Linked DNA regions of Mus musculus: region 2 is linked to region 1. The links are chromatin loops, found by intact Hi-C in ENCODE. Cell type or tissue: gastrocnemius. All regions are shown on one strand. Each heading gives the region's core, and the rest is flanking DNA. Links, peaks and the distances in the headings are about the cores only. Region 1 overlaps Sgms1 (sphingomyelin synthase 1). Region 2 overlaps Sgms1 (sphingomyelin synthase 1).

The links. A loop is a pair of places that touch in the nucleus more often than their neighbours do. Peaks named below come from ENCODE experiments on the same cell type or tissue, not always from the same donor. Only the 100,000 strongest peaks of a DNase experiment are listed, where the experiment ranks them.
Region 2: it touches region 1 in a loop (2.0-fold over the local background); 4 of 42 quality-filtered maps call a loop at or near these places.

What each region holds. Positions count from the first base shown.
Region 1 is chr19:32,302,357-32,314,518 of GRCm38, forward strand. The region is part of intron 2 of Sgms1 (sphingomyelin synthase 1); the gene reads right to left. Among named protein-coding and RNA genes, the nearest start is that of Sgms1, 80 kb to the right of the region's middle. In gastrocnemius, for the core only: CTCF peaks have their summits at 7,496 (motif pointing left) and 8,331 (motif pointing left); DNase peaks (open chromatin) are centred at 6,567 and 7,189; H3K27ac peaks cover 3,028 bases.
Region 2 is chr19:32,237,032-32,249,193 of GRCm38, forward strand. Sgms1 (sphingomyelin synthase 1) reads right to left here. Exons shown (of 10, transcript NM_144792.5): 4 at 10,963-11,005. Among named protein-coding and RNA genes, the nearest start is that of Asah2, 140 kb to the left of the region's middle. In gastrocnemius, for the core only: no CTCF peak of the experiment used is centred there; DNase peaks (open chromatin) are centred at 5,339 and 6,420; H3K4me3 peaks cover 321 bases; H3K27ac peaks cover 2,915 bases.

The DNA.
Region 1 (12,162 bases), core at 2,856-10,855:
AAAACAACCAGTGTCAATGTCAGTGGGAGGAAGTGGCTGGTCCTTTGAACTGTGCCTTGGCTATTCTTAGGCAGTGGGCAAATGTTTGCTAAGGGTCTCACACTAGGTTAAGGACACTTGCTGGGCCCTGGCAAGATGTCATTTACATCCCTTTGCTGTTGTGACTTTAGACAGTGACCTGAAAACTTCGCACCTATAAAATCTGGTCTCTCAAGCTTTGTACAGAGGCTTAAACCATCTAGAAGCCTGGGCTCTGTGGATAGTGATGTGTCAGTGCAAAGGTCTGTCACCCTCCCAAGGGACCTCGATTCCCACATCTGCAGAAGGAACCTGTTAGACAAATTTTCGTTTCAAAGGTTCAGCCTGGCAATAAAATGAGAGTCTATAATCTAAGAATTGCCATCAGTCAGAAACCAGAAAGGATGTTGCTCACATTTCATCTATTACATAAACCTTACTGTAACAGCTCTTAATACCTTGTTTTGGATTACCTTCTAAGTGGTGTGTTCGGCCTTGTTCTACTGGGATCATGGGGTAAGGGTGGTTAGAACATTTTATCTTCTTAGTTGTTTGTCTGGTTTTGATGAATGATCTCTTGTATCACAAAGCTGGCCCCATCCTTACTTCAACTTCTCATCCTCCAGCCTCCTCGTCCCAGTTGCTGACAGGAAGGCACTCATGCCCACACTTGGTTTCATGGGCTGCTGAGGATCTAACCCAGGGTCACATCCATGCCAAGCAAGGATTCTATGAGCTAAGCAACATCACTATCTAGCTGCTGTTGCTTTCTTTTAAGTCCTTCCATGTGATGGGTCTCATCAGATAAAGGGGGGGGGGGCGATTTCCTTGTTCCTGCTGAACTCAACACAGCTTCCTTCTCAGCCCTAGCTAAAAGCCTGTACTCAGTCGCCTTACATATCAGGTCACTGGGGACTTAACTGAGCTTTGGGACATGAAGAAGAGCCTGCAGCACAGGAAGAGCCTGCAGTTTCACAGTGAGCTCGGGATGGGCAAGCCTACAGCTCAGAGCCCAGCTTTGCTTGAGCTGCATCACCAATGCTATCACCAATGTCAACAAAGGATGCTTTGTCTTCACCCATCCCAACATCACACATTAAATGAATTTTTCACAGTTGCTAAACACCGGCCACATAGATCATCCTTCTTGCATTACAAGGAGTTTTGTTGTTTCATTGGTTCTAGTCCATTCCCAATCAAAAGCCCAAACAATTTGTTTTAATTCCTTCTTTTATTTGGAAAATTATTTCATTTCTCCCCTCCCTGCCTCTGTCCAATACCCCCATATGCCCCTCCTCCTTGCATTCAAATTCATAGCCTCTTTTTCCTTTAACTATTATTATATACATATATGTATATAAACATATATTCCTAGATATACAAGTACAGCCTGCTCAGTCTGTACAATGTTACTTGTTTGTATGTTTTCAGGATTGACGATTTGGTATTGGATAACCAATTGGTGTGCTCTTCCCTAGGGAACAATATCTTCCCCGCTCCCTGTTGAAAATATCTGCTTTCAACATCTTTATAGTTATCTGATCTCCGAGCTTGTGATTCAAAAATGGAATCTAAGATAGTCAGTCTTATTTCAGAGTTATACCTCCAGACTTTAAAGAGTCATTTTTATGTCACAGCCCCAACAAAATCACAGCAGCCAAAGAGAGGTGAACCTACAGGTGTCAACTCCCAGACTAAACCCGTGTCTCTCCCTGGCCCGTCGGCCCAGTCCAAAGAGTAGGCAAAGAACCATACTGACTTGAGGCTACATCTGCTCGCCCAGAAGCCCTCCCTCCAGCTTGTAAGGGCAGAGAGCCAAGGCCAGACGTGGGAGCAGGGGCCCTTCCTGTCCCAGCTGGGATACAGGCTGCCCCGCCCTGTTCTTTCTAAGAGGAAGTGGGCTGGAAATCCTGTACACTCATTGTTTTATTAATAAAACTTTAGAAGGAGGAAATCTTTAGACAGGGATACATATTCACTTGGAAAACTAGGAGGCTAAGTCCCTAACATTCTTATGTTTCTTGCTGACTTGATTATCTGAGACTTTAGAAACAAAAACAGAATCCTAGTCCATCTTAGCATGACAAGTTGCTGATGACATATTAGACAGACAGCCGTCATTATTATGCATAGCCCCACCCACATCACAGTATATTCTGAGATAGGGAGCGAGCCTTACATGGGTTCAGAAACTCTTGTACTTTCCAGGATGCCGCACTCACAGAAGTCCAGCTAGAATCATTCTATAAACAGATGACCCTAGACTTACAGGTGAGAGGCAGACTTGTAGAAAGCATAAATTCAAAATCAGTCTCTCTCCCTCTTTCCCTCTCCCCACTCTGCCCCCACTTCTCTCAACTCACTATGTAGACCAGCCAGGCCTTCAACTTACAGACATTGCCCTGCCTTTGCCTCTGTCTCTCAAGTGCTAGGAATAAAGGTATTCACTAGCAGCCCCTGGCTCAAAAGACAATTAATGAAACAATTCACTAAGCCAGCGTTACGGCTTCATGAATCAGCTCTTAGACTAGAAAAGCTGTTTCTCACGCCTGAATCCACCTCTTCTAGGATAAGGTAGTTAGGCAAGCCTAAGCATACTGGGTGTTCCGGCAACACACCCACAAGTGGACGAAAGGCCTCTCAGTCTCAAATTTCCTGGGCAAACACTTAATGCTGCTGTGTTGGTGTGGTTTCTACACTGTCTTGGACTATATTAATATTCCTTCTTCCTTTCCACAGATGAGCTGGCCCAAGTCCTCCGGCTCTTACTCATTCCTAATCACTCACTCATTTCCTCTGTTCAGACTGGGATGGGAGGGGCAAATAGCTCTCTGGAACCACTAATGTTTGGACTTAAGATGACTGGCTATTTCATTATTTTGAATTAAAAGGACTAGACTCATCACATTCTTTTGGGGGAAAAGTTGCCAAGTTACCCATACATTTGAATATAGTTTTGCTTACTATTTCAAACTGCTTTAATAACAGAAAGTATGCTCATGGATAGCTCTATAATTAATAAAGACCAAGAAGGGAAACCCCAACATGGAACTCCACTGAAGATAATCCAGTGAGTACTATGACAGATGTCTTTAAGCCCCGTGTCCCCATCACTACTTGACTGCAATGTTCTCATATGCTCATTGAAGTCTGTTTATCAAACATTTTGTGCCATGCTTGTTCAGCATCGTTGACACAAATATACAACAGTCTATTATATAAACAAATTGGAGCATATACTAGAAGCTGTCTGGGTCACATCCCATGTTCACTGTTCATCTTCAGAGCTAATCCTTTCCATAGAAATAACCCTTAGAAATAGGCTCACTGGAGACAAAGGATCCACAAATTGTTTCTCATTTGGACACAAGAGGCCTTTTAGGGGAAAGAAAAAAAAAACAAAAACAAACAAACAAAAAACTTTCTGAGTCTTTCAGCACTTACATTTTGCTCAACCAACTTTGGCTGAATTTTCCAAGTCATCCTGATGCTTTTACTGAGAGCTAAATTTGTAGTTGGTTTCCAAATTCTTGAAATCTGTTAAGCAGTTGGTCATCTCTAGTTAACAAGCTATATTGCTTAGTGTAGCAACTCTATTCTTTGACATAGCATGACATCTTGTCCATTGTGTTGTGGTTGTTGTTTGAGGCAGGATCTCATGGAACCCAGGCAAGCCTGTTTGCTATGTAGACAAGAATGAGCCTGAGCCCCAGTCCTCCTGTCTCTGCCTCCCCAAGTGCTGGCATTACAGGCCATGCAGTATCATGCCCAAAACACATTCTTCTGGGACTGTATTTCAATTCACATTTGTAACGGAATGACTAGTATTAGTCACCCAGTGTCCCGGGATCCTCTGCTTGCCTTAGTTAATTTTCAGATCAAACCCTTTCTATAGCTTTCTGATGATGGGCAAATGACCTTTTCTCTGAAAGCCAAGCTTCAGAGTTAAGAAGCTGTTTCCGTTTCCAAACTCTCCCACTTGCTAAGGTAATGACTTGGGGTTGTATTGAGGACACATCTCTGTGATTCTCAGGTCCCTATCTCCTTTTGTGATGCTAAGACCTAATCTACTTAGCACACAGCCTGTTTATTTTTATAGAATTGGCATGTCAATGTAAGAATAGGCTACAGTTTTTATAAAAGTGTTTTTTAAGCGGGACTGAAACAGCTCAGGATGATTCTCTGGGTCAGAACTCTTGCCCACATTTCAACACCAGGAAGTTTAAGTCTAATAGAGAACCCAAAATGGATGACACCACCCCTAACCCTAACCCTAACCCTAACCCTAATCCTAACCCTAACCCTAACCCTTCCTGAGCATAATTAAGCCCACACTGCCTGTATCCAATGAGCAACTTTTTCAGTACATGCTATGATGAAGCATTGGACTAGACACAGACAAAGCCAAGATTTGGGATGAGGAACCATTCATTGGTCAGGGCTCTCTCAGAGACTGAGGAACATACACCATTCTACACTGATAATATATACTCTGTGAGCATGCTGACCACTACAAATGTCCAGACACTCGAGGTAGGAATGGCAGCCTATCCCATTTAGACTCTGTTCCTAATGTGACGTACCAAGGATGTGCCAAGAACAGTGTCCATCCAGGCATGCATTATAAGGTGGGTACCACAGAGGCAGGCGGATTTCTGAGTTCGAGGCCAGCCTGGTCTACAGAGTGAGTTCCAGGACAGCCAGGGCTACACAGAGAAATCCTGTCTTGAAAAACTAAAAAAGAAAGAAAGAAAGAAAGAAAGAAAGAAAGAAAGAAAGAAAGAAAGAAAGAAAGAAAGAGAAAGAAAGAAGAGGAAGAGGAAGAGGAAGAGGAAGAGGAAGAAGAAGAAGAAGAAGCCGGGCATGGTGGTTTAATCCCAGCACTCGGGAGGCAGAGGCAGGCGGATTTCTGAGTTCAAGGCCAGCCTGGTCTACAAAGTGAGTTCCAGGACAGCCAGGGCTACACAGAGAAACCCTGTCTCGAAAAACCAAAAAGAAGAAGAAGAAGAAGAAGAAGAAGGAGAAGGAGAAGGAGAAGGAGAAGGAGAAGGAGAAGGAGAAGGAGAAGGAGAAGGAGAAGGAGAAGGAGAAGGAGAAGGAGAAGGAGAAGGAGAAGGAGAAGGAGAAGGAGAAGGAGAAGGAGAAGGAGAAGGAGAAGGAGAAGGAGAAGGAGAAGGAGAAGGAGAAGGAGAAGGAGAAGGAGAAGAAGAAGAAGAAGAAGAAGAAGAAGAAGAAGAAGAAGAAGGAAGAAGAAGAAGAAGAAGAAGAAGAAGAAGAAGAAGAAGAAGAAGAAGAAGAAGAAGAAGAAGAAGAAGAAGAAGAAGCAGCAGCAGCAGCAGCAGCAGCAGCAGCAGCAGCAGCAGCAGCAGAGTGAGCTCTACCATGGATGGAAGATAAACCCTGTAAGTTTCTTCAGAGTCCAGTCCCAGACCAAACCTGTTGTGAAACGGTTTCTCCACACCTTGACTTTCCCACCTTCTCTGAGGTGATCTCATGAGCTCATAACACCAAACCTGGACTCACACACACAAAATGCTAGTGTTGGGATTGCTTCTTTTTTGTTACTATAGAGACAGCATCTCACTATATAGTTCTAGTTGGCTTGACACAGTATGATCTAGACCAGGATGGCCTAGAACTCAATGGAGACTTACCTGTGTCACCAGGAATCCCAAGAACGCTATAACTGGTCCCGTCCTGTTTAAATTAAGTCCACTCCTTGTGCCCTGGGCAGCTAGGGAAAGCTATAAATGCCCTGGGGAAGGCAAAGGGATCCACCAACCTATTTCTAGGACTTTCCAGAGAATTCCACTCAGCTGGAGAGAAGAGATCAGATTCTCACTTCCTTTCTACCTGAGTCAGTTCTCAGAGGGCTACTGTTCTGAAGGCCAGTGGACTCAACCGTCTGAGGAAAGGTTTCCTTGTTGATCATCTGTATTTGGTTTGGAAAGGACACTAGCAGTATTCAAGGTTTACAAAGTCAATACTGGCACTTTTTCCTGACAGGCAGTCTTCAGATGACAACTTTACGTATGGGTGAGAGTAAAAGACCTGTGAGCCTCCTCAAATAGACCCTGTTCAAAACAGCAATGATTCACTGCATACAGGGCCCTGGTGCGCTAGCTTCTGCAGCTTATTTAAAATGCAAAGTGCTAAAGAAAAAGGCAAATTTCTGGGGCTCAGAAAGTGTGACTCAGTAAGCAGTAGAGGTGGGTGTTGAGGTTTTTTGTCTTTAACTGTCTATTGTAATGCTAAGTGCGGCCCCCAAAACCTGGAGTTTGTACATAGCTCCTGGGACCCTGCTACCAAGTTAATTCTGATTGGTCAATAAAGATGCCTGCAGCCAATAGCTTGGCAGAAGAGAGATAAGTAGAGTTGAGTTTCCAAGGGCTTGGGTCAGAGGAGAAACAACAGAAGAGAGAAAGAAAAAGTTGCCCATAGAAGAAGAATGACCAGGAGAGAAGGAGAGAGGGAGGGGGAGAGAAGGGGAGGGAGAGAGAGAGAGAGGGCTGCCAAGGGGTAGGAGTAAAAAAAATGTGATCCTGTGTGCTTGCCAATTGGAGCTAAGAGCAGCCCAGATGGAACATAGAAATAATGAGTGATGGCTGGGAGTTATCGATGGAAAGGTAGATTCTAACAACATGGTGGGCAGACAGTTGCCCAGCTATTGTGCTGCCTAAGGCTTATTTAAAAATATAAAGGCTGTGTGTGTGCTTTCATCCAGGAACATAAATGGTTAAGGGTGGGTATATAGCCCACACTGCTGGGATTTTTAATAATTATTTACAATAGTAGGAAATCTGCAATTGAACTTCTGCCACGTTTCTAACACCAGTGATTGGTGTCTGTATAGAATGACATGCAACTAAGTTAAAAGCTGGCAATGTCTTCTTAACAACTTATATTTTATCACTTTGAGATGGACTCGTGTCTCAGTTAGGATTTCTATTGCTGTAATAAAACTCCATGACCAAAAGCATTCTGAGGAAGAAAGGGATTATTTGGCTTACATATCCTAGATTTTTGTAGGACTAGGTTGTAGTCCATTAAGTTAAAGCCAAGGCAGGAACCTAGAGACAAGAACTGACTCCTGGGAAGAACGCTGCTCACTGGCTTGCTCCCAGTAGCTTGCTCAGATTACATTCTTATGCAACTCAGGACAGCTGGTCCAGAAGCTGGCACTACTCAGTGTGGGCAAGGCCCTTCCACATCAATCATTAATTGGGGAAATGCCCTACGGACATCCCCAAAGGCCAATATGAGAGAGGCGATTCCTCAATTAAGGTTCCCTATTTTCAAGAGGACTCTAGCTTCTTTCAAGTTGATAAAAAAATAAGGGGGCTGGTGAGATGGCTCAGTGGGTAAGAGCACCCGACTGTTCTTCCAAAGGTCCAGAGTTCAAATCCCAGCAACCACATGGTGGCTCACAACCATCTGTAACGAGATCTGACGCCCTCTTCTGGTGTTTCTGAAGACAGCTACAGTGTACTTACATGTAATAAATAAATCTAAAAATAAATAAATAAATAAAATGGGACAATGTATATGTTAGGCTTTTTTAAAAAAATAAAAATAAAAAAAAAATAAAAAAGACAACCTCCCTGGCAAAATTAATTCAATGGGAAACCACAAAAATCATCTTAAAAATTAATTTAATATAAAAACAGTAAAGTAAAAAAAAAAAAAACCTGGGGCTGGAGAAATGGCTCACAGATTAAGAGCACTTGTTGCTTCTGCAGAAGACACCGAAAAAGCGCCCAGCAACTGCCTAGAACTCCACTTCCTGGGGTCCCTGCAGATTCCTGTGTGTATATGGTACACATACACATGTGGTCCCAACACACACACACACACATACACTAAATCTTTTTTTAAGTTGATTTAAAAATTAGATAAACACTGAAAGAAAACTAGAGCCCCTGCTGTATGCTCAAATATAAAGTATTTATTAAAACTTTTAGTGTTATGTTTAAATTTTACACTTTAGGCTGATGAGACATGTACTCATGTCAAGGCATGTTGAATGTAATCATACAACCCTATATTAGGGTTTTACTTTTTCCCCTGTATTTCTTTATCCTCATGAATACATGTCATCTTTATCTTATGTTAAGTTATCTGACCTTTATGACCTGGCATAAAATCCAGAGAATAAGAAGTTGATATAAATCAATACGGGGGGCGGGGGGGGGGAGTTGAAAATATCTAGGTGGTTACGAGTGCTTTCTGCTCTTCAGAGGACCCAGTTTCAGTTCCCAACACCCAGGTTGGGTGACTTGTCATCAGTTTCATCTCCAGGTCAGGGGGATGTGACGCCCTCTTCTGGCCTCTGTGAGAACCGGAACTCACTCTCATGCACAAAGACACATGCACATGCAGAACTAAGAATAAGAAAATAAATATTAAAGAAAAAGGTAAAAAGTAGTATAAGAGCCTAAATTCCTAAACATCCAGATGAAGGAATGCTGTGCCTTCATCTGCTAAAAACAGAAAGAGTAGGTATATTCCATACCACACGCCTATTTAGATAATCCAGTGGGCCAGAAATACCTTTGCGAGAACAACTCTAAGAAAGCTCAGGAAGGCAGTGTGGTATATTAGCCATGGCATTTTGGCCACACACAATGGATAGTCCTTTCCTCAGAGTTTTTAAGCAGCACTTAAAATATTCATAAATATCATTGCTTTCCATTCTTCACTCAAGAACTACTTCATGCCAGAGATTCTATTCTCTACACCAACAGAGCAGGCCACCAGAGGCTGAGTGAGAGGCAATACTAGGGTGGTTTCTGACCTAAGACCTTAGACATGACATGTAATGGAGAAACTGAAGAACAACTATTTCTAAGCAAATAGAGACAGGAAAGGGGAAGTGTGGAGGTTATTCCAACGGAACTGGAATCGAGTCACCATAGCTGAATCTAAGCGATGGAAAGGGGAACAGAGGAGGACCATGGCATGTGTGGGTAACCAACAAATTACATGAGATTTTGAGGCTAGGAAACTATTATTTCACCTAACATGTGTAACTTTAATTTTTCAACCTCTATTTTTAATAATGATTCTTAAACAGTTTAACCTCCCTTCTAGCCCACCACCCACCAGGGGTAGTGGAAAAGAAAGGATACAGGGAAGTGGACCTGTTTAGAAAGGTTCTTTGGAACAAATCCCATCTGCATTGTCAGGAAATCAACAGTTCAGTTCACAGGAAACAACAGCAGCAGGTCAACCCACTCGCAAAACTTCACAAATACACTAGCAGTCCAGCTCAGTAGAATTGGGCCAGCAAACAAGAATCAGCAGTGGTGGAAGTACCTAGCAGAGATAGCCAGGCCTCAGCCTGGCTGGAGTCAGCAGGAGGGACCCAAAGGGACACCAGGAGAAGTTCTCGACTGTGCCTCTCTCAGGGAATTGAAGATCAGAGAAGACTGGAGTCCCACAAGCATTGCACAGCTAGCTCTATAAGCAAGCCAAGCTCTGTCTCCATCACTATTTGTCGAGTCCAGTTTAGAGCCCTCTAAACATCACATGTTCTCTATGGGTCTTGCCTCAGCACATGTATCTCTCTCAACTGACATCCCTCTGCCAATCAGCCAAAGTCCGTGAAAGCAGCAAGAATCTGAGGCACACCACCAGAAGTTCTCTGGCAAGTTTCTCTCTATGGAGTCCCAGCAAATGAAGCGCAACCATGCACGTAAGGCAGACCAATACATGTGTGTCTTTAGCAAAGAATCCTTCATCATGTGTCCTTTCATGTGCTTGCTCTAGCAGAACATTCTTTATCTGCATCTACCTCAGAGAAATGTTCCCTCACCAGTCTACCTTACCTTTCACCTGTGTCCACTTTGGGAAAACACTCCTTCACGTGTTTGCCCCAGCAAAACACCATTCAACACAACTAACTTTCCAAAGGACTCTTAAGTTTCCACTCCAAACATATTGGGAAGTTATGTACTGAAGGAGGTTTGTTTCGGTTGAGGTTGTGGGATAGGGAAATCTGACTGGTGCCACCAGGCAGCAAGACCTGGGAGTGGCAGGTTTAACAGGAACTGGTTAGTGTAAGATGCTCTGAGGAGGAAGAATCACTAAGGACTTGCTTCAAGAGAGGGTAAAGGAGATGAGGGGATGAGAGCCAAGCAAGGAAGGGGTGGCTCTCACGGAAGAGCTAGGACATATGGGGGAAAGTGAACAAACCGAGAACGCAGGATTTAGGAAAGAACTGAATTGAAAAAAATCATGTTTCAATCACAGAAAAAGATGAAAATACAAGGTCTTTATTTTCTTTTAGTCAAATTTTATACTAGTGATGCTACGCACAAGAGATCAACAGAATTCAACAGATACCATGGAAATTTCTCATTTTCTAAATGTCAGTACTTTTTCCAACTTTATTTTTAATCTCATAGCAATATAAATCAGCAAACAGTAAAACTCCCACTATAGACATTTTGGGAGGGGTCTTTTTGGAGGGAGTGGTGTTGTTTGGTACTTGTTTGTGTTGTTTGTTGTTGTTGTTGTTTTGAGACAGGGTCTAGCTCCAGAAGATCTCACATCTGGGACCATCCTGCCATCCTGTAGTGGGATTATAGGATTATAGGCATGCTCACCACACCTAGCTACTGAAAACTATATTTTCAAGAATATCACAGTGACTTGCCTGATAAAATATGATGCATGCATATCATGCCGTCACTTGTTGAAGACAATATTTGCTGTACCTTTAAATCCTAAGGGAAGATATCCAGAGCTCAGGATCTACACTGACCTTGAACCACTGCAAACAGGTCCCCTGACGATGTGCACAGCAAATGCCTTACTCGGCTAACTGTGGTGTCTGGCCTTAGAGAAGTTATACTAAAGTTCACAGGCGTCTGCTCCAAGTTGCCACACTTGAAGGCAATATGGAGGATAAGGAAAAAAGCCTTGAAAATAAAGATGCTGAACCTTGGATGAGCAACCTGCTCTAGGAGACATTCAAGAAGAGGAAGTCACTTGAATCCAATTCAAATAAGAGAGCCAGGGACAGAGCCATCAGAAGTAGGATTAGACTCAAATGACAGGCACAGTCACCAGGGTTTTCTCTCCAGGTAATATTCAATCTCCTAGAAACAAGCCATGAGCTCCTGGCAGCCCCTTCTTCTCGGGAGAGGTTCTGCTCTTGAGCGCCACTAGGTTTTCCTGGCTTAGGACCCAAGATTCTGTGCTAGAGGCGCAGGCACAGCGTCAAGAAGCAAAATAAATAGGAAGCTTTTTCTGTGTCCTAGAAAGATCTAGTCTTGCATATCATGGACTGATCAAGGAGATGGGGAGAAAGAAGTGGGAAAGAAGTCAAATCTCCCCCTTGAGATATGCCACAATCCTATTTTGAAAAAACTAAAGACCAATGGTACACGCTTTTAGCAAAGTAGTGGGACCCAAAATCTGAATATAAAAATCACGCTTGTTTTTGGCAGACAGAGTTGAAGATGGTAAGGCAGCTACATCACTGGCACACATATGGAGATGGCACTGCCCTTCAGCACCAAGGAGGGCTTTATAATATCACAGGGACTGGCATGGTGCCTATGCCCTGGCACATTCAAAATGGTATTCATTAGAGTCCCAAAGTTACCAGATCACAGGCGAGTGACCTCCTACAAAAACTTTACTAATGTCTTCTCCTGTCAGACTTCCACAGGCAGGAGAATCAAAAAGAGGTGCCAGCCAGTCCCCAGGGCTGTAGTCCTGGCTGTGGAGGCCACATGGGAGGAGCCCAGATGCCTTCTCTGTGTGTTCTTCTGTTCCTAAAGCTTTTCCTGCTGAATAAACTGCACCCACAGCAACATAACAAGGCACACAGCTTCTGTCATAAACCCACAGAGATGGGAGTTGGAAAAGCAAACGTAACAAGAGTCGTTCCTGCTCAGAATACAGGGCACTGCTCTTCCAACCCTATGTTCACTCTGAACTTCACAAAGCAGGTGACTTTACCCTCATTTTACCCATTACAAGATTATTTGGACTTTCTCTCAAGTAAATGAAAGGTTTATATTCCAAATGAGCACAGCTCTTCAGAAACGAGCCCAGTAGATATTCTTGGTCGCCAGAGTTTGGCTAGCACACAAACACGGCCACATCACTGGACTAAACGAATTCTTCCTCACT
Region 2 (12,162 bases), core at 1,506-9,505, 67 kb before region 1:
TAATATTAATACTAGAAAAGTACAAATTCAGTTAAAACTTCTGAAGAACTGAATAATTTTAAGAAAAACTTGTTTTAGTAACTATCTCTACCCAGCCTGTTTCTTAGCTCCAGTCAAAATAAGTCATGTTCCCTTTCTTTTTTGTTTTTGTTTTTTAAATGAGTTGTAGAATTCGCATATAATTATCCTGTGTAATACGGTACTTTGATAAGCCTGTACCTACCCTGACACCATCAAACTAATCAGCATAAGCATTAACCTTCATATTTCTTTTGTTGTGGTAAAAATACTTCAAATCCATTTCCAGAAATTATCAGCAGTATTTCGTCAACTAGAGTCTCTATGCTGTGTGATAGATAACACTTTTGCTCAGCTACTTTTTAGTGATATCCATGTCCATAGCACAGAGAATTAAGCAACTGTGTACTGCACACTTTCTCAAGCCTGTCACACCCCAAACCATAGCCCCAGCAGTGTCATGGGTGCTGTGCACAAGGAACCCAACTGCCCCACATGCCTCAAAGGCAAAGAAGATGGCTGTGGCCCATTCTCAGGAATCTATCTCCTCATAGTCTCCCAGGCTGCTTCTGACCCTCCATCTTACACACAGCCATCATTTCACATCACCAATAACCTAAAGCATTACTAAAGGCAATGGCCAGTTCTCAGTTAAGAACTTGAGAGAACTTCTCATTGTCCTGAGGCTTCTTTTTTTTTCCCACTCAAATGGCCTCAACCCCAGCCCTCTGTGTAACTATATACCCTCAGAATACATAGCCTGAGTGATTCCCAAAGGCAGCCATAAATCCTAGGTGATGGAAGGCAGGTCCACATAGGCCTGTCGACTGTAACAAGCGTGCCAGCCCTGCAGGAAATGCTAATCAAAGTTCAGGACAAGCATGGCTAAACCTCTAAGCATCCGCTCTATTCTGCTAGGAACTAAGGCTGATACACAAGGCACTCTGAGATGGAGGCGGGAGAGTTACAAGTGTGAACCTAGCTTTGGCTATGCAATAGGAAGCTCTCGGGAGCAGAGGGGGAAGGTAACAAAACAATTTTTATTTATTTGAAATCCCACTATTTAAAATTTGCTACTTCCCATGGACGTCAACCCAGTAGCACCTTAGCTTCTTGCCCTTAACTGGAATCCTTCTTAAACAATAGAACACAGAGCAAGGGCTGTCCTCTGCCTAGACTTGTATCCTTCACACTGGGGCATCCTCACAAACTGGTTTTAGAGCAAAATGCCATGGAAACATTAGTACTAAATGAGATTTGTATTGTCACTGAACTCAGTAACACCGCTGGGAGGCCCCTAACAGCAAAGTGCTTCAATCAAGAGTCTAAGGATAAATATGAGAGCCACACTTACACCACCATGAACGGCACCCACTGGCAACCAATTTATCCAAGATTAATTTCTAAACATCCTTTCTTCATCTTGGCCAAGAAAGCAAAACAGCATTTATAGACTGAATCTCCCCTCACCCCCTGCCCAACACACACACATCAGTCCAAGAAGGAGGAAACCCCCTGCACATCACCCCCCTTAGGCTACCCTCCCCCACTCCCCAACACCAGCAGGGGTGGGAGAGATCCCTGGACCACCACTATTACCACCACAATATCAAGTATTTGGAGAATCAGCCACCAGCTACTTACTCCCCAGCCTGACAGAAGGATAGGAGTGGGCAAAGGAACTCATACTGACCTCACCAAGGGAGCCTTGGGTCCGGAAGACCTCTGTCAATTGCCTTCTTGCAGGCTCAGCTCACAAAACCCCAAAGAAGGCCGCTGAGCCAAATGGAGGGAAACAGCCTATGTTTTATCTGTCATGCACACATCCTCCCAAGCCGCAGCCTGTGTCAACTTCCATAAAACTATCACAGTTTCATGTTTAAAACAAGAGTACTAGAACTTTTGAAGGAAAACAGGTCTTATTAAAAAAGAAAAGGCAGAAGTGGCTCCTGAGATACTGTTAGCCTCGTAAGCCTAGTGATAGCAGTTGTAATGTTACAGTTTTGTTATCTACATGTGGGCAGCACTTACTCTAACCTATCTGCTATCCATTACTTTGGTCTGAGAGCCAACACAGCCAAGTTTTCATCACTTATAATGTATAAGACTTCCCAGGTACTGGAAACCTTTCTGGAATGAAGAACAATTCCTTTTAAAACGACTTGAAAAGCATGCAGATTCTGGCATGGTTACGCTTGGGCCAGCTTGGCTTGCATGCATCCTTTGAAGTCTCAGGAACTTGGTACTTCCTAAACCTTTTGACTAGAATGCCCTTACCCCAAATGTAAGCAGGCTCAGCTCCTCGGCCACACCCATAGCTGGATGGTCCCTTCTCACTCACCACTTCAGGGACTCCCTACTTCACACGAGAACGTATATGTAGACAAACGCATGCGCACACAGTACATACCACGCCTGCTTCTCCCCCCCCCCCCCCCCCGCACTCTTATTAGATATATGCACACAGGCATTTTACTTAGTTATAGAGCTTACTATCTTTCTCCCACTGAGCCAAGTCCCAGACCACAGATTTCGGCCGTTTCCTTTTCTGTCTTCTGGTCTATGGTGATCACTGGTCTCTGTGCCTAAGCCAAGGCCTAGAACAGGAACTCTCGTTAGGTCCAGGGCTTCCTTGGCCAAGTACAGCCCACTGGTCTAAATAACCAGGGCTAGTCTGTGTCAAATATTTAGTCAACAAAGGAGAACGTGAAAAGTTTTCATTAACTAGTATGGTGAACAAGAGGGCTAAACCACTTGAAAATAAGAATTGAGAGGTCTCAGGTACTTGTCATAGATAGGCTGCCTATTTCAAAGAAAGAAAACAGAGGTTCTAAAATACCCTAGCTTAACAAACAAATACTCTTCTGTTCTTGCCTGTTTATATAGGGTCTTCCAGGGAAACTGTTATAATGTATAACAGAATGAGACTAAAAATGGGTTTTCTTGACCATCATTAATAACCACTGTTAACTACTTTAAAGAGACATGAAGATTAGTGGATGGCCAGCTCTCACTTGATACACACCAGCGTGGCCTCGGGTGAATGAGGATCATATCTGCCCAACACCAGGCCGATGCATCCATGCTGTTATCTACAGAGAAGACTGTTGCCACAAGCTCATTACAGAAGGACATTTAAGCCTATGGCAGAAATGCATGCATTGTACTGGGTAAAATAAATATGGACGATCACATATATATAAAACAATGATTTTAATTTTGTATCTTATTTTTAAAAGCATACATATTCACAGGAATAAGAACAGAAGCCTCCATACCAAACTATTGCCAGTGGCAACTTCTAAGTACTGCTTTTTAATTTTCTTTTTATTTTGTTTCCTGGTAGTATGAGAAAAGGACTTTTTATGTAGCCCTGGCTGTCCTGGAACTGGCTAAGCCAGCCTCAAAATCAGAGACCCACCTGCCCCTGCCTCCTGAGTGCAGGGAATAAAAAGTGTGTGCCATTTTCTTTAGGACACGCATGGCAGATTTTTATGTAGAATCAGATAAAGAGGGAAGCACTGAAACTGGTGGGGCACGCCTCTCATCATGGCACTGGGCAAGCATAGCCTGTTTCAAAACAGTTATGTATTAGTTAACAGGAAACAGGAGTAGGGAGAGGAGGGAGAGGGTGGTAAGGAGTGGAAGAGCAGCATTTCACTGTGACCAAGGACAGGTATACAAGCTAGAATTCTGAAATTTGTATAAGAATGGTAGAACCATCCTCCTCTGTGGGATGCTGAGGTCAAATTCCAGTCCCAACCTGCTATGTGACACAAGTACAAAAACAAGCTGACCCAATTGCAGCCACCATCCAGAGAAGCCTACACTGAGGACACAGCTCACAAGCAGACATACCTTCTAACCTAAATCTGAAATGCCGCGCCGCCGCCCCCCCCCGCCCCCCCCCCCCGCCCCCAAAAAGGAAGCAGCAGGGCCAATAGAAGCCACCACTTCTCCAAGGAGAATGCTGTCACCAGAGCTTCAGAATGCCCTTGTGTGGGTGTGAAATGTAAGGACATTCTCTGTAAGGCTGCCTCCTTAATGTCACTGCTGTGTGTAGCCAGTGAGGCAGAGTTGACCAGTCTGTGAAGTCAGAGAGCTAACATCAAGTATGGACTCCTTCATCCTCTAACCACATGATCTCAGGCAAGGTTCACCACGGCTTCAAGCCTCAGGTTGGTTCCTTTCAATGGCCTGCCATACCTAAGTCCAGGATTTTAGTAAAGATTTTAAATATTTATCAGTGGGACCGAAGATGTGGCTTCGTGACCAGGTACTCGACTGGCATAAAAGAGGGGCCTGGGTTCAATTCCCAATACCGGAGGTAGAAGGGGAAAAAATGGTTAAAGTATTTGTCAGGATGGATAGCCACTACTAACTCCTTAACATGCCTGAAGCCTAAGCACAAAGACTTTTAAAATCACGAGTCCCCTCATTTTAAACAAAGACAACAAAGTACGGATGTCATGCTCCTAAGATTCAAGTCTGAGTGCCTCAGGACAACTCCTCCGGCGAGATCCGACAGCCACTGAGTCCACACATGGCGTCCGGGTGGATGGCTTGGGGTTTGTTCCCATTTGGTCACCTCTACAGTACTGGGGTGTCACCCTGGGGCCTTGCGAAAGCTGCAGTCCCATGTGACCTCTATTAAAAAGGCTTCATCTGCTGAGATACTTTTGTGAACTACATAAGACCTCCAGAAAATACCGCGTCCTTTCCTCTCTAGCATCTGCTTCCCTAGCTTTACGCTGGACAAGGTCAGAATGACAGCAGCCACCACAGCAGAGCCTGCATCAGAAACAGAGTATATTTCAAATAAGTTCTCATGACAATAATCTCAGCAGAGCGATGAAAATAGTAAAAGGTGAAAGTATTAATATTTAATCCTAATATGATACAAAGTAAGACCGTTTGAAATAGGAGTAGCACATATTTTAAAAGTATAGTTCCACAAGAATTAAACAGATGTCTTAAAATCCAATCTCAAAAGAAGGAGGCAGCACACCGTACCATTTCCAGACAATGGAGTACAGTCCAGGTAACACACCTACCACCAGGTCCGAGGCAGCCTCAGGGACGAGCATGTTAAGTACAAAAGCCAATGGAAGCCTATTTGGAGGGCACCCACTGGCCAAGGTTCAACACCATCTGCTCTGTCCCAAGAGAAGTTGCCTGTGAGGTGTCCAGTCAGAAGTTCCCTGTCAAGAGCACCTGGCCAGAGTCAAGCTTATCACTGCTGCTTTCCTTTTTGTCCCCTCAGGCAACCGGAAGGACCATCAAAGAGGCTGAGTCAGAGCTAAGGAGTGACATTCCAGGAAAAACAACTGTCTGGCCTGTGGAAAGGACTGGCTCCACGCCCACTGAGCACCTGTCTCTGACTCAGGGTCATCCAGATAGGCATGGCAGGCTCAGGCCATGCTCTCCCTCGTTACCTCTGACAGCTACGGTTTCACATCCAGCAACTGGCTCTTTTACATGTGTGCTGGTTTCTCAGCCAGGGTCATGTCAGGTACTAAGTTTCCAAGCCAGACAATATGGTACACTCCTATGAACTCAAAGGTGATCTCAGACCAAAGGGACAGACAGTTTAAGGCTAACTTTGAAACTGCATCATAAAATCCCAAAGCTAACCCTAACCTTACACGTGCAGGAGGCTGGCTCAGTAACAGTAGCAGCATTATGAGGGTAAACAACTTGAAAAAGAGCTGCAGTAGCCCCTCCCCCACACCTCACATCTTGTGTCTCAGCTTTTTGATTTTGTACTTCCTTCATTTTTATTAGCATAAAGCACATATAATTCATTTTCCTTCATTAAAAACTAAATCCTTAACCCTTGTGGTAAGTTTAAATGAGAATGGCTCCCACAAACTCAATGTCAGGTCCCTAGTTGGCAGAACTGCTTTAGGAAGGATTAGGAGGTGTGGCCTTGCTGGAGCTATGTCACAGGGGTGAACTTTGAGGTTTCAAAAGCCCAGGCCAGGCCCATCTCTGTCTCCAACTTGAAGAAGGAGAAGAAAAAAGTAAGCTCTCAGCTACTGTTTCAGCAGGCAGGGCTGCCTACCTACACATGTTTCCACAAACTGTAAGCAAGCCCCCAATCAAATGCTTTCTTTTATAAGTTGCCTTAGTCCCGGTCTGCACAGCCAGAGCTACAGAAAAGTAACTAAACACTCAGCTTCTCTCTTCCTCTTTCCCTCCCATTTTATAATCCATAAGGCTCTAAATCTTTTTGAGGTTCATCTAAAGCCGATGGTGAAACGCAAGGCCATTCTAAGCCTCAATCACAAATTATCAAGACGCCATTCCTGAACCTTGCACTGAAATAACCAGTCTACTGAACATGACAACAGGCTTAACTCCCCCTCCCCTCTGGGTGCCAGGGACGGAATCTAGAGCATCACAGATGCCAGGCATGCGTGCGCTCAACTGCCCAATCACACCCACGCGTACTGAGAAGAGACAGCTCAAAGGACAAAGATGCTCCACTTTGGATAGTTGTAACATCTTTTAAGAGATCACGTTTGGCCCATCATGGTGGAGCAAACCTTTACTCCCAGTACTTGTGGGAAAGAGACAGGCAGATTTCTATAAGTTCACGACCAGCTTGCTGAGCATAACAAGTTCCAGGGCAGCAAAGGCAATACAAAGAAAGAAAGGAAAAAGGAAAGAAAGAAAAAGAGAAAAGAAATCATGTTCCACCTGCAATAACTAAAACCAGAGGTGCAAAAAAGCAGCTGTCCCAACTAACTATACTGAGACAAAAATGTTAAACCCTAGACCCCTCTTGCCACTGTAAAAGTATTCGGTTAAAGCTTCAGGTTAATGCAGAGATCTACATTTACGTAATATAAACCATACCACCTCTTAATAAAAACAACAGACGACCTATAAATCCAAAGCCCCATGGATTTATCTCAACAAGACGGAAATAATACATTCAAATTTCCACCAAGCCTCACCTTGCTTCATATGACAAAAGTCTCAGCTTACCTTGAAAATGAAATACTATTTGGAGAGTAAAACTGCTAGTGTTTACTCTGGGTACTAGTGCACCAGTCACCTGTCAGGGGTGCCAAAAAGAAGCGGACAGGCTGGGAGATGGAGCTGCAGGGCGGAGGACTTGCTGGGCACGGCTAAGTTCCTGGGGCTCAGTTCCCAGCACCACAAGATGAATTACAAAATAAGTAAATAAAATCAACAGAGAAAAATGGATTTGAAAATTATTTCTGGAGTAGCTCTTTTAAGACTTTCAAATGTGACTTTTCAAAGCCATACTTTGAGATTGTAGGTGGCCATTACAGCTGACCCCTCTTCTCCAGGTCTCCTTTAAAATAATAGTGCATCATGATAATGACAATCCATACAGTCAGGAACCCCAGAAGCCTTCCCACAGAAGACAAGGGACACCAGGGGCATTGTGCTGTGTGTGCTGGTAGGACAGAGTGACAATAGAGATTGAGGAGCTGAGGTACAGCCAGCAAGGGTTCCATCAGGACTAAGGGACAGGATTCCAAAATAGCAGCCAGCCTAAAAATCTACAGAATGTCTGGATTCTTACCTTCTACCATTTACAAAAATTAAGTCAAAATGGATTTGAGTTGTAAAAAGTAAGAATTGAAACTAAAATTCCTAGAAGAGAATAATACAAGCACAAGACTTCACGGCAAGCAATTTGCCAATGGAGCTCTTGGATATGATGCCAAGAGCCCAGCCAACAAAGCAAAGCATACCAGGGTTAAATGGCAAGGAATCAATAAACAGAGTGAAAGATGGACTGCATTTGCAAACCACACATCTGAAAGAAATGGACAGCCAAATGTGAAGATCTCTTAGCATATAACACTGAAAAATCCAAATAACCAAAAATAGACAGAGCACAGTGCACTTGCACAGACGTCTGATAAGCAAATGGTCAACTGTACATGAATGTATGTTCAACATCACTAAGCATCAGGTGAAGCGAGACAAAAGCACAGGCAGAAGCGGCCTCCCACACATAAGAACAGCCATTAACAAACCCAGACAATAACAAGTGGTGACAAGTGTCACCTGACCTTTTTGCTGTTTCGTGGGTTCCTTTTTCTTCCACCTTTCTCCACCCTTCTTCTCCCTCCTCCCTTTCAACCCCCTAACACCAGGTAGGAGAGAAGGAAGGCTAGAGAGGAAGGGGACACAATGTTGTTAGAGTACTTCCTGCTCATTAGGGGCCCTGAGTTCCTTGGAGCAAGTTTGCTCTTCAACATGAGGCTAATTTCTTTTCATCTATTTGCATCTGCCTACTTGACAAACTGCAACAAACCACAACCAGCAATATCCAATCAGCAGCTAGCCCCCTTTATCGGGTCTCTAGCATTGATATATGCCCTGAAAAGTTCCCAGAATTCATATGTCACACGCTCACAAAAAAATGTCAAAAGCACACCCCAGCTAGAACATGAGGCAAATCATAGCTGCTGTGGGCAGTCAGAAGCAGCTCCATATCCCACACCTGAGATTAAAACAAGAACACTCTTCTATTGCTGTGTCTTTAAAAACAAACAAACAAACAAACAAACAAAATTCTCACTTCAGACAAGATTGTGGAAAAACTGGAACCCTTGTACACTCTTAGAAATATAAAATGCTACAACTGGCATGAAGAACACACAGACAACTCCTTTAAAAAAATTAAACAGAAAACTACCATATGGTCTAGTAATTCCATTTATGGGACATATCTGAAAGGACTGAAAACAGGATTTTGAAGAGATATTTGCATACCTATATTCACTGTGGCTATTTTAATAATTGCCAAAAATAGAAGTCACCATACTCTATGTCCACTACCTAAATAAATGGATAAGGAAAACATGGTTGTATAATCAATGGAATACTATTCAACCCTTAAAAAGAAGAATCTATTATGTGCTGCTTCATGCATGCACGGTCAGGTTGTTAGAAAGTAAGCAGTCTCAAAGAAACAGCAGATTCCATTAATAAGGCTTAAAGAGAAAGGGGCTGGGAAGAGAAAGACCTGTTACTCTACAGTAAGTTACAATTTACAAAGATGAAAAAAGTCTCCAGACCTTTTAGGAAACATGATGTAGATTGCCATTACCTACCTCATACTAAATATGATCAATAGAGGTAAATGATGTGGTTGATTTTTTTCAAATCACAACAAAAGGGGAATAGCGAGGTTACCCTGGATTATCTAAATGTAATCACCAGGCTCTGAGAAGTCAAAAAGGGCAGACAGAGGGGCATGGTGCTCACAACCATGCATGAGGGAAATGGGAGTCCACAGAAGACTTGCCAGACTTAGTGGCTAAGTGAAAAACTCCAAAGCCAAAGAAGAAGAGGGATAGATGGAGGGAGGAAGGAATGGAGGGGGGAGAGAGAGGGAAAAAAAACAGAGGGAAAGGAGAGAGGGAAAGTGGAGAGCAGGGCTCAGCCGGGAACTTCAGAACTTCAGCATGGCTGGAACACACCACCAAACATCACAGAGCTCAGTCAAAACTATGTGTGGTCATATTAGACTTTAAATTATATATATATTTGCATACATATACACACACTATAACATAATTGCATTAAGACAAACGGAGATCTGGGCATAATGGTATATATCTAATAATCCTAGAGGCTGAGGTTGAAGGACTCTTGAGTTTGAGGCCAGCGTCAGCCTACAGTCCCTCCCCACCCCTAATAAAAGAAAAGGGTAGAAGAAGGTGGTGGAAGAAGAGAAGGAAAAGAGAAGGGGTGGGAACAGCAGGAAGGAAAAGTGAACCCTAAGAGTCATGGGTCATCTTTAAATCTTCACTCAACAGGAAGCAGGACAGAAATCTAATGTCTTTAAAGAAAGCACTAAAGTGACACTTAAAGCATTTTCTATGTTTTGAAACAGAGAGATACACAAATTCCAGGAAATACAACCAAAAGAGCTGAAAGTGTCTACCCTGAGTCAAAGGGGCCATGGGAAGCTACTAACCAATTGTCCTGGATAGTTTTATATCAACTTAACAGAAGGTAACGTGACCTCAGAGGAAGGAACCTTAAATAAGAAAATGCCTTCCTAAGATCAGACTCTAGGTAAGCCTGTAAAATATGCTCTTAATTCCTGAGGGATGAGAGAGGGGTCAGCTCACTGTGGGTGGGGCCAGCTCTAGGCTGGTGATCCTGGGTTCTATAAGAAAGCAGGCTGAACAAGCCATGGAGTGCAAGCAAGAAAGCATCACCTCTCCACGGCCTAAGCATCAGATCTTGCCTCCAGAGTCCTGTCCTATTTGAGGTCCTGTCCTGACTTCCCTAGACTATGAACAGTGATATGTAAGTATACGCTGATATAAACCCACTCCTCACCAAGTCACTTTAGTGATGGAGTTCCGGCAGAGCACAGTGACCCTAAGACACCAATGTATATGCCACTGCTTGAAAAATAAAATGAGCACGGAAACAAGAGAAAAAATATTGAGCTCCCAAAAGCAGTAATAGAAACTGTTCCCAATGGCAGTCCTCAATGCTTATCTTGAAGAATAACGCCAACAACTGTCCTGACAGTACACAAACGGACATTAGCAGTCTGGACTCAAGTTTCAGGTGCCAGCACCATACAAAAAGTCCAAAAAGTCTGGGTGGCAAACAGCTAACCTACTATACCATGCTGTGAGAAGTGCAGCCAACACTCTGAAACACAACTCTTACAATGAAAAGTATGATGTAATTCATGCCACTAAATACTTGGAAGAAAATTACTCTGGGCTAGACAAAAGTAATATTTATATTTTGAATAAGTAAGTGCATGTTCAATATACACCCACAGCTAAATTAATTAAGTGGGATGTGTTTACTGCTGAATCTCTGCAACCTTTATATATGCAAGTTGACCATGATCATTACTTTAGATTTCTCTGAAGACAGAAAATAAACACTAGAGCATAAAAGAATTAAACGTCCATTTACCTCAATCATGCTGTTACTTTTCTTCATCAGTCTTTCTTCCGGTCTAGGAGAAAATTAGAACATATAAAGTGCATAATTAAACCTTCACATAATGAGCTGCTTATAATAATTTAAAGAGATAAGACCATTATAACCCTTACTATCTGTCCATTGGTCATTACTAACCCTCATAATAAACAGTCCATTACTCCCTTTGTTGTCTGTCCATTGAGAAATAGATTTTCTTGCCTCCCTGCCAGCTTCACCTTGGTTATCCTGATGCAGACATAAACCTGTGATTGGACAACAGGCAGAGCAAGCCTATGCCTGGAGCTAGGAAAGGCTGTGCACCAGGACCACCTAAGGGTTCATCCTCGGATTCCCAATCCTGTACCTTAATGGCGTATCCCCCCTTGATTCAGATTAACTGCTAGCTTACTATAGAAACAGATCCAGGGGAACAGTACAGTTTTTAACCCATAATGATTAGAACTCTGGCAGAAAAGGGCAGCAAGATGTTTGTCTCTTCCTTTTAATTACAATATAATCAAGAGCAGCTGAATGAGATAAGCAAGGAGCACACAGAGGTGTGTGATCAAAAATCCTGCACAGAGCCATGAATCCACTGACAAAAAGGCTTCATCCCATTTCGTCAAAGATTGTCTCAACTAAATAAAACATGAGCCTTTCATCATGTATGTGTGAATAATGACACAAAACACATGCATGTGAATCAATGTACCATATAGAAAAGAAAATGAAATCTTTTTTTTTTAAAAAACAACAACAACAAAAACAACATGGCAGGCAGGCACAGGGGATCATGCTTTAATCCAACACTCAGGAAATTAAGTAGGAGAACTGTTAAGTCTGAGGTCAGCTCGGGTAACAGTGAGTTCAAGACCAACCTGACTCACAAACTGAGACCCTGTCTCAAAATAAATACATTAAATAAACCACATTTTAAAATTAATATACACGTGAATTACTCTCATACACAAAAATAGGAAACCAAACAAACCTAACTGTAACCCCACACATTGGTCCTGCCTGGAGGCAAAGTTACTTGGGATCATTGTTATTCCGGGAGGCTGAGAATCCTTAGAACTGGATCAAAATAAAACATTTTAAGGCCACAAAAAGGAAATGGTAGTTGGCTGATAGCTAATACTATTCAGGAAGACACCGCCATGCTGGTGATGAAAGCACTTTGGCTAATGG